Linked DNA regions of Homo sapiens: all the other regions are linked to region 1. Evidence: read pairs that join two places in POLR2A ChIA-PET (ENCODE). Cell type or tissue: GM12878. All regions are shown on one strand. Links, peaks and the distances in the headings refer to the core of each region. The heading gives the core; the rest is flanking DNA. Region 1 overlaps GPR137B (G protein-coupled receptor 137B). Region 2 has its middle 22 kb from the start of LGALS8. Region 3 has its middle 7.5 kb from the start of ERO1B.

Region 1 (5,557 bases), core at 160-5,159:
CTTCTTGGTGGAAGTCGTCACCTGTGACTTGGGCTGTTGGGTTTCCACCCACCATTGCCCTGGTCCTGCTCCTAGGGCCCCTTCCTTGGGTGCCACTGGGAGGTGAAGGCTTAGGTTTAGGTTGACATAGCAGGTGTATTCTCACCAGAACCAGATTCTGGGGCAACCAAGTTGGGCCCCTGGCTAGTCTTGGGTTTTGTGTGTGGAAGCCCCCAGACTCCGTGTCCTCCTGGGCCCTGCTCCAGGTTAAGCTGGAATTTCTGGTCTGCCTGGGTTTGTTCTCAGCGAATCGTGGGGTCCAGACCAACATGAGGATGGAAGGGTGGTGCTGGGTAACTCCCACCCTGCGCCCTGGGGCTGTGAACAGCACGCGTCATCCGTCCCCCGAGGACACACGGCCTGTCACGGCTTTGACAGCATATATTGTGTCTTCCCCGAGTTCTCTCTGCTTGGGGTCAGCTAGTCCCAGTTTTTTTCAGTATTCCTGGAGGAACGTGGGTGTGTCCTCTGCCATCCTGGTTGCTGTTCCCGAAGGCCCCAGTGAGCTGGGACAGTGTCAGGAGCAGACCAAGTCCCCACCCCTAGTGAGGAGCTTCCCCCGTTACCCACATAGCTTCCCCTCGAGGAGGCCAGATGGTCATTCTCTCGGTGGCAGGACACAGGGAGTGTCATTTAATACCAGACACGTCCAGCAAGGGCAGGAGTTCCCAGGGCATCCTAAAACCTCAGAATTCTCCTCACTTCTGAAGCAGAAAGTTATTCTGTGAGGAGGGGCAAAAACAAACTGGGGTACTTTCCCTGCGAATTTATTTTGTAGTTTTTGCATCGTTTGCCAGCAAGGATCAGGGCACGATGGTACGACACTGCACACTGCCGCACGTGGCCCGGGACCCTCCTGCCATAGGGCCCAGTGGGCCAGCGCTGGCCACCGGGAGAAATGCATCCTCTGTGCTTCTAATGTGTCACCTTCCTTAAGTACATTTAGAACAATTAGGGGCAGGGCCCTGGCTGGTAAACTGTGAACTGCAATTTGTGGTTAAGCAGTTAAGAAACATAACAGTGATGGTAGGGCCTTGTGTGGCCACAGCCCTTGTCATTCCCAAGGCCAAAGAGAGAGAATCCTGCCAGGGAGGCAGGTCAGAATTATTTGCCTCCACCTCTGTGCGGAACTGATGCCGAGACGGACTCCACCCAGGCAGTGGGCAGGCGGGCAGGTCCGTGCGCTTCTGTGGCTGAAGCGGCCGGGCCGCAGCTATTCCTGCGGGGCTTCCAGGGCGGAGGACACGGGCTGACACGGGCTGTCCCTGGGAAGGAACTTCAAGTCATGGAGCTGTCAAAGTAGAAGCAGCTTAATGAATATTTGTCCTAATGCTTTCACCTCGCAGATAGACACTGAGGCCTAGAAAGGTCGATGGAGCTAACCAGGAACCAACAAAGTAGGTTCCTGAGGGTTGACCAGCCTCACCCCTGAATCCAGGTGCTCAGGGGACAAGAGACAATTCAGAAAAGCAGGGAGACTGAAGGACGGCGTTTGGTGTGGCTTTAGGTTGACTTGGAGAGCCGCAAAGGGTGTGGGTGGGAGGTGTGCTCTCTAGAGTCCCGTCTCCTCGCGGGCTGCCTGCTGGGCTGACTTATCAATGTGGGGGCTCAGGGCCACCCTGAGTTCTGCCTTCTGGGTGGCCAGCCTGTGTTGGCGCCGTTGGATGGAGTGAAGCTCAGTTTATGAGGCTCAGGGAGGCTCTCGTGAGCCGATGGAGGGGTGGAGGAGGGGAGAGGTGCTTGCTGCCCGGAGAGCTGAGCTGCTGGGAACAGGAAGGAGAAGAGGAGCTGTTGGGAAGGGGGACAGTGAGTGGAGATGCCCTTTATCTATAAAGGTAAAGACTGTTATCCCATTATCACTTATGAAATGAGGAATGCCTTGTGAGGACCAAGGTAGGGACATCCTGGGTGGGAGCTGAGCTCCTGCCTTGTGGGGTGCACATGCACAAACATGCACACACATACACAAACGCACACACATGCACACACACGCGCGCGCGCAAACACACATGCATACACCTGAGGAAGGATCATAGGCGCCAGGTGAGCCAAACAGGACCATGCAGCGGAGCTCTCAGGAGGGCTGGAGAAGGCTGCAAACACATCCAGGGAGCTCCGAGGTCTATGGAAATCCAGAGAAGCAATTATGGTTGGCTTCTGATCACGTGGGAAGAAGCTCACTGAAGTCTGGGGGGCCCACATTCCAAGGGCCAGCACGAGGCCAGGAGCAGGCAGGACCAGCTTCTTGGGCCACATGCTTGCCAAAGTCAAAGGTGGGAGGTGATGCGGTGAACACCTGACCATGTATTCCAGTGACCCCTCTCACACCTGGCCAGCCTGGGACACAGACCAGGCACACCTTGGCTTCAGGCCACCGCCTCCCAGAACTTTATGGCATGGACAGCGTGCTTGCTTGCCTTTTCTGGCCAGTTACCTTCACTGCCACGGACACAGGACTATGAGTGGGGCTGTGGTGGTGGTTATCCAGGTCCTGAGTCCCTGGACCTATAGCCCACAGCTGACGTTTGGAAGAAAAGAACATCCTAACGCAGGCATAGAGGCCCCGCCCTTGCTCGCACTGTCTTGGAGACTGAGCCTCAAATGCAGATCCCCTCCCCGCCGCAGAGCCGCCTTGTGTGTCTTCCGGGAACCCTGCAGAAAGGAGAACTCCGGTGTCTGGATTTCGGGGACCGACTGTCTTGTCACCCTGCTCTGCTGAGTGAGGATGCTCAGCATGTGGGAACAGACTGAAGCAGCTGACTAATGACTGTTGCCTGGGGAGACCAGGGCCCTGGGGTTTGCATAATTTCCCCAATATATCAGGAAGTGGGTAGCGCAGAGGGACCAGGAGAGCAAATATCGAATGCGTCAGTGGTTCTTAACCTTTTTCAGTATGAAAGTTCCTTTTATGGTTAGGATAGCATCTGTGGTCACAGTTTAGTAGCTGTGCGTTTAGAATCATGGTTTGCGAACATAGATGAGGACTAATAATACCAACAGCAGGGGTTGCAGCCACCCACGTGGTACTTACTAGGCGGCAGGCATTTGTCCAGGTGCTCTACATGTCTATTAATTCACCAAATGCTTAGGAAAACCTGGTGGCTGGTGTTATTAGTCTCATTTTACAGGTGAGGTACTTGAGGCACAGAGCAGGCAGGTGACTTTTCCAAGGCCACACAGCTGATAATTGGTAGAGCCAGGATTCAACCCCAGGTAAGCCAGCTCCAGATTCCACACTTTTTTTTTTTTTTTTGAGACGGAGTCCCGCTCAGTCGCCCAGGCTGGAGTGCAGTGGCGCGATCTCTGCTCACTGCAAGCTCCGCCTCCTGGTTCACGCCATTCTCCTGCCTCAGTCTCCCCAGTGGCTGGGACTACAGGCGCCCGCCACCACGCCCGGCTAATTTTTTGTATTTTTAGTAGAGACAGGGTTTCACCGTGTTAGCCAGGATGGTCTTGATCTCCTGACCTCATGATCCGCCTCCCCCACCTCCCAAAGTGCTGGGATTACAGGCGTGAGCCACTGTGCCCGGCCCGATTCCACACACTTAGCCATCCTTCTGTGTCCCTCTGTCAGAGAGGGCTACCGGTTGTGGCCTGTTATATAGGAGTAGCGTCGTCTGTCAGTATATGTGGGGGACTGGTTCCAGGACCCCCAAGTATGCTCAGAGCCCCACATACTCACATCCCTGTAGAACCTGCATGTACAAAGAGTTGGTCCTCCTTATATTCAGGTTTTACGTCCTGAGAACATCGTAGTTTTGATTCCCATTCAGTTGAAAAAAATCCATGTATAGATGCGCCCATGCAGTTCAAACCCATGCTGCCCAGGGGCCAACTGCACTGTGCCTTAGTGAAGATGCATGAGCTAGAACTGTGTGTATCAACATAGATACCTTCCAAACACATAGTCATGAGGGAATAAACAAACTGCAGAAGGTTATGGAAGGTATTAATGCATTCATATAAAGTGCAAAACCATACTGGACGGTACTCTGTATCTTTCACGAATCCAGATTTACCTAGTGAAAGCCTGCCTAGCCATAAAAACACCAAATTCAGGATAGTGATTACTTTCCTGGGAGCAAATGGCACCAGGAGGGGGCAGGCTGGGAGCTCCAGCTGTGTCATTTTTATTTATTAAACCACAGCTGGGGCTGGGCATGGTGGCTTATGCCTGTAATCCCAACACTTTGAGAGGCTGAGGTGGGTGGATCACCTGAGGTCAGGAGTTCAAGACCAACCTGGCCAAAATGGTGAAACCCCTGTCTCTACTAAAAATACAAAGATTTGCCGGGTGTGGTTGCACGTGCCTATAATCCCAGCTACTCGGGAGGCTGAGGCACGAGAATCGCTTGAACCCGGGAGACAAGGTTGCAGTGAGCCGAGATGGCACCACTGCGCTCCAGCCTAGGCAACAAAAGTGAAACTCTGTCTCAGAAACAAACAAACAAAACATAGCTGGAGCAAACGTGGCAAAGTATTAAGGATGGAGTGCTGGGTGCATGAGTATTTGCTGTTATTTCTTTGTATATACATAAATTATTTTATAATATAAAGTTTCAACCTGCCATGCATTTGTAACATTTTCAGATGAATTTGCATACATACGTTTTGAACCAGCGTGTGTGATAGAGACTGGTTTCTTTAGTCAGGAGTCTGTGCTTGGTGCACTAAGAGTTTCAGTCCCCCTCAGTTACTGCGAGGGTCTCCTCAGGAGTCTCAGCCCACAGGCAGCTAGGATCAGGATGCACCCCCTTTTAAGGATAGGGGGATTATGAAGTGTCCAGAGAGTGGTGGCACAGAAGTGGAGACACTAGGGTGTCCAGATGTGGGTCCTGGCTTAGGGGAGAGGATTTATAAAGTAAAATGGCTGCAGAGATTCTGAATCAAGCGCAGGTTGGAAGCATAGTGCTTTGTTGGTACATCAGAGACACTGCCTCCAGGGACATCAGAGGTGACTTCTGTTGAGTTCTGCTGACTGCACAGGAGACACTGTCATACCCACAAAGAATAGCAGGGGACATTTCTGCCAGAAACACCACTAAGACATTAGTAAAAATGATTGTAACCCAGCTACTCAGGAGGCCGAGATGGGAGGATCACTTGAGTCTAGGAGTTCAAGACCAGCCTGGGCAATGTAGGGAGACATCATCTCTAAAAAATAAGACAAATTAGCCAGGCATTTGGGCTGCACCTGTACATAGTCTCAGCTACTCAGGAAGTTAAGGCAGGAGGATTCCTGGAGCCCAGGAAGATGGAGGCTGCAATGAGCTATGATGGCACCACTGCACTCCAGCCTGGGTGACAGCAAGACCCCGCCTCTTAAAAACAAACAAACAAACAGAAAGATTGTAAGACAGCAAATGTCAACTTGAGTTAGTAGTTGAAAAAATAGGCTTGGCGGGGTGGCTCATGCCTGTAATCCCAGCACTTTGGGAGGCCGAGGCAGGCGGATCACGAGATCAGGAGTTCAAGACCAGCCTGATCAACATTGTGAAACCCCGTCTCTTTTTGTATT
Region 2 (5,557 bases), core at 329-5,328, 350 kb after region 1:
CTGTAATCCCAGCTGCTCAGGAGGCTGAGACAGGAGAATTGCTTGAACCCGGGAGGTGAAGGTTGCACTGAGCTGAGATCACACCATTGCACTCCAGCCTGGGCGACAGAGTGAGAATCCATCTCGAAAAAAAAAAAAGTTTGTCAACGGTTTCACTGAATCCAGAATACTTTTCTAAAATGTCAACCCTATAGAATACATTTTATAAAATTATGAAGGCCTGGTCTGGTGTAGTGGCTCACGCTTGTAATCCCAGCACTTTGGGCAGCCAAGGCAGGTGGATCGCTTGAGGCTGGGAGTTTGAGACTAGCCTGGCCAACAAGGCAAAACCCTGACTCTACTAAAAAATACAAAAATTAACTGGGCGTGGTGGTGCACACCTGTAATCCCAGCTACTCAGGAGGTTGAGACAGGAGAATCACTTGAACCCAGGAGGTGGAGGTTGCAGTGAGTGGAGATTGCGCCATTGCACTCTAGCCTGGGTGACAGAGCAAGACTCTATCTTCAAAAAATAGATAAATAAATAAAAATTAAAACAAAATAAAATTATGAAGGCCTTAGGTCAGAGAATTACCGAGGGAATATTCAAAGTTATACCTCCAAGTATCTACAATGAAGATACTTTCATCAGAAAAAAGGAGTTTACGGCCAGGCCCTGTGGTTCATGCCTATAATCTCAGCACTTTGGGAAGCCAAGGCTGAGGCAGGAGGATCACTTGAGGCCAGGAGTTCGAGACCAGCCTGAGCAAAAACGTGAGATCCCATTTCTACCAAAAATAAAAATGTAAGGTAGGCATGCAACTGTAGTCCCAGCTACTCGAGAGGCTGAGGCAAGAGGATCGCTTAAACCCAGGACTCCAGCCTGAGCAACAGAGCGAGACCCTGTTTATAAAAAAAAAAGAAAAAAAAAAAGAAGAAGAAGAAGGAGAAGAAAGGAAATAAAATTTAAGAAAAAAAAAAGGACTTAATAAGGTTGAATGAAGGCAAGAATATTCTTAGCTCTGTTTAAGTCAAGACCTGAGTAGTAGCTCTACGTAGCTGTATGTCGATAATGTTTTTGAGACAGCACTACTGATAAATTGTTACATAATAAACTGTTATGGCTGGATGCAGTGGCTCATGCCCATAATCCCAGCACCTTGGGAGGCCGAAGTGAGTGGATCACCTGAGGTCAGGAGTTCGAGACTAGCCTGATCAATATGGTGAAATCCCATTTCTACTAAAAAAATAAAAATTAGCTGGGCATGGTGGCGCACCTGTAATCCCAGCTACTCAGGAGGCTGGGGCAGGAGGATTGCTTGAACCCAGGAGACAGAGGTTGCAGTGAGCCGAGATTGCGCCATTGCACTCCAGCCTAGAAGACAGAGCGAGACTCCATCTCAAATAAATAAACTGTTAAATTAAGTTTAGCCTAAAGCTACCCCCTTACATATTTTAAGTTCAGTCTAAAGGTTTCCCTGCACATAGTGAACTGTAACCTAACTGGATGCGTAAACAGACTATAACCTACTCTTGGGCCAGTCACTGAGTTTTGGTCAATCAAAGGCAGCCAACTGTTCAAACCAGGTTAAAATAAGGCAGATGCTGAGCTCTAACCAGTCCAGCCATTTCTGTACCTTGCTTCCATTTTCTGTCCATCACTTTCCCTTTTCTGTCCATAAATCTTCCACCACGTGGCTGTGCTGGAGCCACTGTGAAACTATTCTGTTTCAGGGGCTGCCCAATTCATGAATCATTCCTTGCTCAATTAAACTCTGTTCATTTAATTTGTCTAATATTTTTCTTTTAATCAAAGTAATTTGGCCGGGCACAGTGGCTCACGCCTGTAATCCCAACACTTCGGGAGGCCGAGGTAGGTGGATCACCTGAGGTCAAGGGTTCAAGACTAGCCTGGCCAACATGGTGAAACCCCGTCTCTACTAAAAGTACAAAAATTAGCCGGGTGTGGTGGCGGGCGCCTGTAATCCCAGCTACTCGGGAGGCTGAGGGAGGAGAATCGCTTGAACCCGGGAGGTGGAAGTTGCAGTGAGCTGAGATTGTGCCATTGCACTCCAGCTTGGGCGACAGGGCAAGACTCTGTCTCAAAAAAAAAAAAAAAATTAATTCAGAGACCTACTCATGTGAAGTTGTATTTTTTTATTCTCCATATTACAAAACAGAACAATTGGCACAGGGATGAAGAAATACTTTGCAAAACATCTAGAGAGGTTAAATGCCATGAGTCTTTAAAATGTAAGACTGCTTTCACCTGAGCAATCTAGTGTCCATTTCTAGAGCTAGCTTAAATGTCCGTGTAAATCCCCGTAATTGGTTGGGATAACAATTACCTATGTTGTATAACTTGAGTCAAAAACTACGTTTCCACTGCCTGCCACCCCTATGGATGGTTTTCTCTTAAGGTATCAAATTTTACTGGGAAAGACCTAGATAAAATACAGCGAAAATGAGGCGGGGCGTCCTGGCACATGCCTGTAATCCCAGCGCTTTGGGAGGCTGAGTCAGAAAGATCTTTGAATTCAGGAGTTCAAGACCAGCCTGGGCAATATAGTGAAATCCTGTCTTTACAAAAAATTAAAAATTAGCCAGGCATGGGGGCATGGGCCTGTAGTCCCAGCTACTTGGGTTGGGTGACTGATGTGGGAGGATCACTTGAGCCCAGGAGGTTGAGGCTGCAGTGAGCTCTGACCATGCCCCTGCACTCCAGCCTGGGTGACAGAGCAAGACCCAGTCTCAAAAAGAAAAGAAAAAGAGTAATGTTAGGTCAAGGTAGAACCTACCTTGACTTTCTGTTACTATGGAAGATATTCTGGGGTATCTCTGAGATCCAAGTATTATGGCACTTAAGTAATTCCTATCTATTGTTCTACTTGGTTCCTCGGGAGTAAAAGTCATATTCAAACCAAAAAGGCTGTGGGATTTCCAGAATTTTAAAAGCAATAATAGTTAATGTTCTCCCATGGGAGTTACTCCACATTTTTACATATGTTCCATATGTTAACTCATTTAGACCTTACCTTTATGAGGTAAGTCCTCTTCTTATCCCCACTTTAGAGGTGGGAAAACTGAGGCACAGAAAGAGTAAGTTGCTTGCCTAAGGCCCTGTTACTAGCAGGTGGTGAAACCAGCATTCCAACCCGGGAGTCTGGCAAATGTGTGTGAAGAGCACACGTTTGGAAATGACAGTCATGAGGACACTGTAAGACTTCTGGAATGTTTATAATTTCACCTTTGCTTGTTATTTTTCCTGTCTGTTTCCCTAGAGTGAGCTGAGTGAAAAAAGAAAGAAGAAAGAAAGAAGAAAGAGAAAGAGAAAGAAAGGAGAGAAAAAGAAAAAAGAAAAGAAAAACAGAAAAAGGGAAAGAAAGAAGAAATGAAAGAAAGAAAAGAAAAGAAGAAAGAAAAGAAAGAGAGAAAGGAAGGAAGGAAGGTGGGAGGGGAGGAAAGGAAGAAGAAAGAAAGAAGGGGGACAGAGGGAGGGAATGAAGGAGGGAGAGAGGGAGGGAAGGAGGAAGAAATAAAAAGATGAGGATCTGTATGCTTGAGGGGTGGAGGTGGGGGGCTTGGGTGGGAGTGTGGGATGGGCAGAAAGCTGGAGGGAGCCCTGGACCGACTGCATTCCACAGAGGATTGTGGGTGCAACGTAGGTGGCAGATTGAGAAAAGCAAACAAACAAGCTCAGCCTTTGGAGCTTCGGGGAAGAAAAAAAGCTGAGCAGTGAATGCTGGCTTCCCACGGAGAAGGCAGGCTGCTTCGCCAGCTCACATCCTTCCGCGCACCCACTTCCTCTTTCCGGAGGTCACTTTAGATTGCTTTATGGCAGGATCTCCAGGTCACAGGAATGTTATGTTTCGACTGGGGTTTCCCCCTCCCCTGGGATGCCTGGGCCAGCTCCCCAAGGGCTAGTCTCTGTCCCAGGCCCCACACTCCCATAGCACTCAGCAAAAGCCTAGAGAGAGCACCGCAAAATGCCAAACGCAACAGGACCGCGTAGGAAGAAGACGCTTGGAATGACAGGGACACTAGAACTGCCCATGGTCGTGGTCTCAAATTTTTGTTCCATGGTCTGAAATACTAAAAGTTCTTAAACAGCTACTTGATTTCATACTATTGTTTTGAAGAAAACAGTGTTTGTTTGTTGTTTTGTTTGTTTGTTTGTTTGAGACAGAGTTTTGCTCTTGTTGCCGAGTTTGGTCCATGTTGGTCAGGCTGGTCTCGAACTCCTGACATCAGGTAATCCACCCACCTCTGCCTCCCAAAGTGCTGGGATTACAGGAAAACAGTTGTTTCTTTAAAACAATTATATAGGCTGGGCACGGTAGCTCATGCCTGTAATCCCAGCACTTTGGGAGGCTGAGGTGGGTGAATTACCTGAGGTCAGCAGTTCGAGACCAGCCTGGCCAACATGGTGAACCTCCGTCTCTACTAAAAATGCAAAAAATTAGCCGGGCGTGGTGGTGCATTCCTGTAATACCAGGTACTCAGGAGGCTGAGGCAGGAGAATCACTTGAACCCAGGAGGTGGAGGTTGCAGTGAGCTGAGATGGCACCACTGCACTCCAGCCTGGGCAACAAGAGCAAAACTCCATCTCACAATCTCAAAAAAATAAAATAAAATAAAATAAAATAAATGGTTATATAAGCTACCTTATTGATGCAGTTACAAATGAGCCGCTGAAACATATAAATTTTAAAGAACAAGCCACATATCTTTCATCACCCACAGCTTCACCAACTAAAGGTGTATGTAGTACTTTTGTGGAAGGCATTTCCACATGCTTTGAGGGACCTTGAAATACTGCTATGATTACATGATTTTTCTAAAACCAGACTACTCCTACATTACAAGAATTGAAAAGTTCAGAGTAAATATTTGTAAGACCTAGAAAAGATGATGTTCTTTAAAAAAAACGATGCCCATCTTTGTAGCGAAAAGAAAGAGAGATCAGACTGTTACTGTGTCTATGTAGAAACAGAAGACATAAGAGACTCCATTTTGAAAAAGACCTGTACTTTAAACAATTGCTTTGCTGAGATGTTGTTAATTTGTAGCTTTGCCCCAGCCACTTTGACCCAACTACTTTGACCCAACCTGGAGCTCACAAAAATATATGTTGTATGAAATCAAGGTTTAAGGGATCTAGGGCTGTGCAGGACGTGCCTTGTTAACAAAATGTTTGCAAGCAGTATACTTGGTAAAAGTCATCGCCATTCTCTAGTCTCAATAAACCAGGGGCACAAGGCACTGTGGAAAGCCGCAGGGACCTCTGCCCTGGAAAGCGGGGTGTTGTCCAAGGTTTCTCCCCATGTGGTAGTCTGAAATATGGCCTCGTGGGATGAGAAAGACCTGACCATCCCCCAGCCCAACACCTGTAAAGGGTCTGTGCCGAGGTGGATTAGTCAAAGAGGAAAGCCTCTTGCAGTTGAGATAGAGGAAGGCCACTGTCTCCTGCCTGCCCCTGGGAACTGAATGTCTTGGTATAAAACCCGATTGTACATTTGTTCAATTCTGAGATAGGAGAAAAACCGCCCTATGGCGGGAGGCGAGACATGTTTGCAGC
Region 3 (5,557 bases), core at 126-5,125, 130 kb after region 1:
AGTATTGATACCCTTGAAACACTCAGTTTCAAAAAGATGGTTATAGGCTGTAACCAAATGGTCCTTGTTAGCTGTCTTGCCTGCATTTTTAATGTTTCCTAATAATTTATGTTCTGCAAGAAACGAATCTGAATTGTGGTCCTGCAGAAACTTGATAAAGTCCCTCTTGGGCAGGTGCTTACTGCGCAGCTGCTCCAGGGTTCACGCCTGCAGTGGAACGGCCACTGCCATCTTCCCCCACTGCCTGTGCCTCACTGAGCCAGCCGGCCGCAGTTCCCACAGATGTCTTGATTGTAATACACCAAAAAGCATGCGTCAGGACACTGGCTGACCAGAAATGGCAACAGTATGCCTATTGTAGCTTATGTAATTTATGATTTACTATCACCACCGAGGTTAGATGAACCTAATTACCTGGAAGTGACTTACACGAAAACTGACCACACTTTTCGAATGGAAGAATTTATGAGCCTCTTATATTTCCTAATCTGAGATGGATCAGGGCTAGCTATGTCAATCAGCACAATTCCCTCATTGTAAGCAATGATAATATATAATTGACTTGGCCAAGATCAATTATGACAGTGGGTCGCAGGGGTGTCCGAGACAGAGAATACAGTCATGGGCTCTTAGTTTTTGTTTCTGGTTAAGCCACTAAAGCCTATTAAGTTTAGCCTCAAGCGGCTTCCTTACATATTTAATTTCAGCCTAAAGGTATTTCTATACATCACGAACTATAACAACTGGAGGTATACACCAACGGTGACCCACACCTGTGCCAGTCACTAAGTTTTGGCCAAAGAAATGTAGCCAACTGTTTGAACCGTGTTAAAATAAGGCAAACGCCAAGCTGTAACCAATCCAGTTGTTTCTGTACCTCACTTCCATTTCCTGTAGGTCAGTTTCCTTTTGCTGTCCATAAATCTCCCACGATGTGGCTGCGCGGGAGTCTCTCTGAATCTGCTGTGATTCTGGGGGCTGCACGATCGTTCGTTGCTCAAACTCTTTTAAATTTAATTCGGCTAAGTTTTTCTTTTAATGAGCCCCTTCCTCGTCCCTTTTTTCTGCTTATCACTAGAGACAGAAACTAAAAACCATGGCTTCAGGCCGCGGAAAGCCTAAAACTAAACAAAACGAAACGAAGCCAAACAGACTCAACCATGGATGACCTCAGTGTGCTTCACCTTTTCAAACGGATAGTGTCAAAATGACAGAGGAGTTAAGAAGAAACTACTTAGGCAGATAGTGAGGGTATGGGAGTCCTCAGTAAGGTTTTTCTTTTTAATGAAAAGCAGCCCCCAAATCATTTTCTAACAAAGAGCAGCCTGCAAAATCGAGCTGCAGACATAGACAATCAAGCCGGAAGCTTGCAGGGGTGCATACCGGTAGGAAAAAAGCCACCTGGGACTAGACATCTTCAAATTAGCGGCCCCATCTTCCCTCTTCTTTGTCAGAAAGGAGCAGGCAAGATGGCCTGGTTAAGTGGAAAGCCATTTGCATAATAAGATTAGGGTGGGGTAGCCAGCCTTTCCCCGCCCACTATGTAAATGTAACACCTGATCCGTCCAATCTGTGGGCCTTATGTAAATCAGACACCGCCTCCTCAAGCCGAACTATAAAATCCAGCGCACTCCATCACCCACCGGTCTTTCCTTGCAGAAGCCTCTGTCTCACTAGAGAGCTACTCTGCTTTCTCTTTCTTTTGCCTATTAAGCCTCTGCTCCTAAACTCATGTGTGTTCCTGTCCTAAATCTTCCTGGCGCAAGACGACGAATCCTGGGTATTTACCCCAGACAACGAAGCCACTTCAAAAAGTGTTTCGATCAAGATCAACCTTATTTGTATTGGAAATGTAGTCACACTGACACCGTGTACAAAAACAGATTGATGTTGAGAAGCCAGAAGAACAGAAAAAATAAAACAAAAACAGATTTACATTTATTACAGATGGACTCTGTTTTACTCTCAAATAGAAGTGATTCCCCTCATCTCTTTATTTCTATGCTTCCCTTCCCTTCTTCCCGCTCCATGTTCCCCTTTTCTGTGGAAGGATGGCTAATCGTCTCATCTCTGTGTCCAGAGTGAATCAGTGGAGTCCTATGGCAGTTCCTACACACAGTATTCACGTAGCACCAACAATCTGCCACTCTGTATTAGAGTTAGCTTTTCTGTGTACTGTGTATGCGTATTATAGCCCATCTAGAGTGCAAAGTTTTAGTAGACTCTATCTATTTGTACCGTATTCTCTTTAGTGGCTACTGTTCCTAAGAACAGTAGTCAGTAAACACTTGTTCATTGACTGGATATTGTTTACTATCTCAATTTATCTTAGGAGATAATATCTCAGAACCAATCCTGAATGTGGGGGCCCCTGAACATTTCCTGTGGAGGGCTGGGAAGTGGCTTTGTTAGAAAGGAATATTCCTGGAGAATGCAGTAAAATGAAACCGACAGTCTTCCATTAAAGCAAAGGATTACAGTTTTTTTTTACAACAGAGGTGCATTTGGGGGCTATGAAAAAGATTGAGGGAGTAACAGACTCCTCAGACTGGTGAAGGACCATTGCTGGAAACCATTACTGCAGGAGTTTGCCTCAAGAAGTACTTGAAATGTCTATAGCTAATGGATTCTGAAGCAAAGGCTTGAGAATTATCTTGAATAGATTGCTGTAATGCTTAAGAAACGTCGTGAATTAACAAAATTGCACTAAGCATTTACATTTTCAAGATCTCATCAAATGTATTGTGTTTCTTTGATGACCGTATGGCTTGGTTAACTTGTGACTTCTAATGAAGGAGGAAATTGTTGATGAATGGCTCTAAATAAAAGTCAAGGTAATGGGATGGAAACTAAAAACACCAGTAATTTTCTCTCCTAATAGCAAGCTGAATTGTGATTACTGAACCTGCTGAGTAATGGCAATCTGTTGTGTTTAAACAACTGTGTTTGTAGATGGTACTGGTGTGTTAACAACTGACCATGCCAGTTTCTTAAAACTGGATTTCCATCTGTGACATAGTTATAGGGGAATTTTGGCTTGGTGATTAGATTTCTGAATTTTACTGAGGGGATTTCTTCGCCTTGTCTTTTGACAATTAATAGGGATTAAAAGTTGTTAAAATCAAAGAACTTGTCTGGCCTGCAGCTTGTTATTAGTTATGCTACCTTAAGTATTCCTTGTTTTTCTTTAATATTTACTCAGCTGTGTCATTCTCAAGTATTTTCACTTAAGAGCATTAAAGCTGATAAACTTGAATCAGTTAGAATTAATTCTATTTCTAAAGGAGTTGACATGGTGATATAGTTTGGATAAAACCTTTTCTGTAACAAACATGATACTATGCTAGAAGTTAATATGTGATGAGGAATCTAAATAATTGGAAAAACTAGAAACATAATTCTACCAATTTCCACCCCCCACATAACTTCTATAATGCAAAAAAAAAAAAAAAAAGCCTTCACATAACCACAGAATTGTGAGGCACATTGGGACCACTTGACTTCTGCCCACTCTCCTTATCCACTCCATTCCACATAGGGTCCAGGGTAAATCACAGTGACAGCTAATACCATGAACATCACAGGAAGTAGAAAGGATCAAGGTCATAGAGATGGTGGCAGCAAATAGGAAAAGGCTGACTGCACAGCCCAGCTGGACATGGTGGTCAGTGGGTGGTTCTATGCTGGTACTAAGTTCTTCCCTCCTGTTGGTCTGTACCCCAAGTCATTGGGAGCCTCAATAAGTTTAGTTTCTCTACATTCAGCTGCTTTTTCATTAGTTCGGTTGAGTATGTACATGGATTACAGTCAGATGCGTCGTCTGTGCCTTATGCTGCTGCTGCTTCTCTGCCGCCATTGCCTTACTGTCCCCCTTCCCCACCCACCTGCCAGGAGAGTCTGGTTTTGTTGTTGTTGTGTTGTTTTTTGAGATGGAGTCTCGCTCTGTCGCCAGGCTGGAGTGCAGTGGCATGATCTCAGCTCACTGCAACCTCTGCCTCCGGGGTTCAAGCGATTCTCCTGCCTCAGCCTCCCGAGTAGCTGGGATTACAGGCACACACCATCACGCCCAGCTTATGTTTGTATTTTTAGTAGGGACGGGGTTTCACCATGTTGGCCAGGATACTCTTGATCTCTTGACCTCATGATCCTCCTGCCTCGGCCTCCCAAAGTGCTGGGATTACAGTCATTAGCCACCACACCCAGCCGAGAGTCCGGTTTTTATTGTGCAGCCTCAGTGAGGTAAGATCCTGACCTCCTGTGTGTTATTCTCTCACACTTGCCCACATCTGGACTTAGATTTGGATTCCACTTAGCCTTAACAGAATCATCTGCTTGCCGGTTTTACTTTATATAATTTCCATTGTTCCATTTAGGGACTTTTGATGATCTCTCAGAGATACACATTCTTCAGGGATCTTTTTCTTCTACTTGAGCAGGATGGCCTTGCATATAGAATTGTATTTAAATATACTGTGCTCTTTTTCTGGAAAAGACAAGCTTATCGTATAATCTGCAAGGCATTAAAAGTGACTCTTACCTAATACTTCTCAAGGTTGGAATCCCAGTGGAATTCTTGTTTGTGATCATCCACAGTCACCCACAGAAGCACGATGAGCCACCACAGTAAACTTACGTGAGAAAATTGTTCTAGTCCCCAAGAATGAAAAAGGCCATTCTTGTGTCTCCTTTTTCCCGTGATTCCAGGGATTTGCTTTCTATTCTGTTATCCAATGAAATCATCTCGCTATTTCTTAGGAATATTTTCACCAGTCTGCATTGCCACCAAGTTATAAAACAATCAGAAAACAGAGAGAAAATGTCCAATTATTTCAGAGATTATAATTATTTGGGAGTATCTTCTCCCCAGTTTTCAGATACTGTTTTTTTGGTTGTTTGTTTGTTTGTTTGTTTGAGACAGTCTCACTTTGTTGCCCAGGCTGGAGTGCATTGGCGCGATCTCGGCTCACTGCAACCTCCGCCTCCCAGGTTCAAGCAATTCTCTGCCTCAGCCTCCCAAGTAACTGGGATTACAGGTGCCCACCACCACGCCCAGCTAATTTTTGTATTTTTAGTAGAGATGAGGTTTCACCATGTTGGCCAGGCTGCTCTTGAACTCCTGACCTCGTGATCCACCTACCTCAGCCTCCCAAAGTGCTGGGATCACAGGCATGAGCCACTGCACCTGGCCCAGATACTGTTTTAATGATGTTTTAAAGTCTGATCTTCCTGGTGGTGGTTTTTATGTTTTATTTTTTTAGACGGAGTCTCGCTCTGTCACCCAGGCTGGAGTGTAGTGGCGTGATCTCTGCTCACTGCAAGCTCCACCTCCCGGGTTCACACCATTCTCCTGCCTCAGCCTCCCGAATAGCTGGGACTACAGGCGCCCGCCACTACACCCGGCCAATTTTTTTGTTTTTTTTTTGTATTTTTAGTAGAGACGGGGTTTCACCGTGTTAGTCAGGATGGTCTCGATCTCCTGACCTCGTGATCCGCCCGCAGCGGCCTCCCAAAGTGCTGGGATTACAGGCGTGAGTGACCGCACCCAGCCTCCTGGTAG

Evidence for each region. Peaks named below come from ENCODE experiments on the same cell type or tissue, not always from the same donor. Only the 100,000 strongest peaks of a DNase experiment are listed, where the experiment ranks them.
Region 2: POLR2A ChIA-PET joins it to region 1 with 6 read pairs; 4 of 35 experiments call an interaction of 5 or more read pairs at or near these places.
Region 3: POLR2A ChIA-PET joins it to region 1 with 5 read pairs; 7 of 35 experiments call an interaction of 5 or more read pairs at or near these places.

What each region holds. Positions count from the first base shown.
Region 1 is chr1:236,153,951-236,159,507 of GRCh38, forward strand. All of the region lies in intron 1 of GPR137B (G protein-coupled receptor 137B), which reads left to right. Among named protein-coding and RNA genes, the nearest start is that of GPR137B, 14 kb to the left of the region's middle. RefSeq lists enhancers at 2,572-2,631, 2,832-2,941 and a silencer at 4,621-4,670. In GM12878, for the core only: a CTCF peak has its summit at 4,134 (motif pointing right); a DNase peak (open chromatin) is centred at 2,921; H3K4me3 peaks cover 1,117 bases; H3K27ac peaks cover 3,631 bases.
Region 2 is chr1:236,499,578-236,505,134 of GRCh38, forward strand. No RefSeq gene overlaps it. Among named protein-coding and RNA genes, the nearest start is that of LGALS8, 22 kb to the right of the region's middle. RefSeq lists an enhancer at 3,592-3,886. In GM12878, for the core only: no CTCF peak of the experiment used is centred there; no DNase peak of the experiment used is centred there; H3K27me3 peaks cover 259 bases.
Region 3 is chr1:236,286,728-236,292,284 of GRCh38, forward strand. It overlaps the pseudogene LOC100130485. Among named protein-coding and RNA genes, the nearest start is that of ERO1B, 7.5 kb to the left of the region's middle. RefSeq lists a silencer at 3,582-3,820. In GM12878, for the core only: no CTCF peak of the experiment used is centred there; no DNase peak of the experiment used is centred there.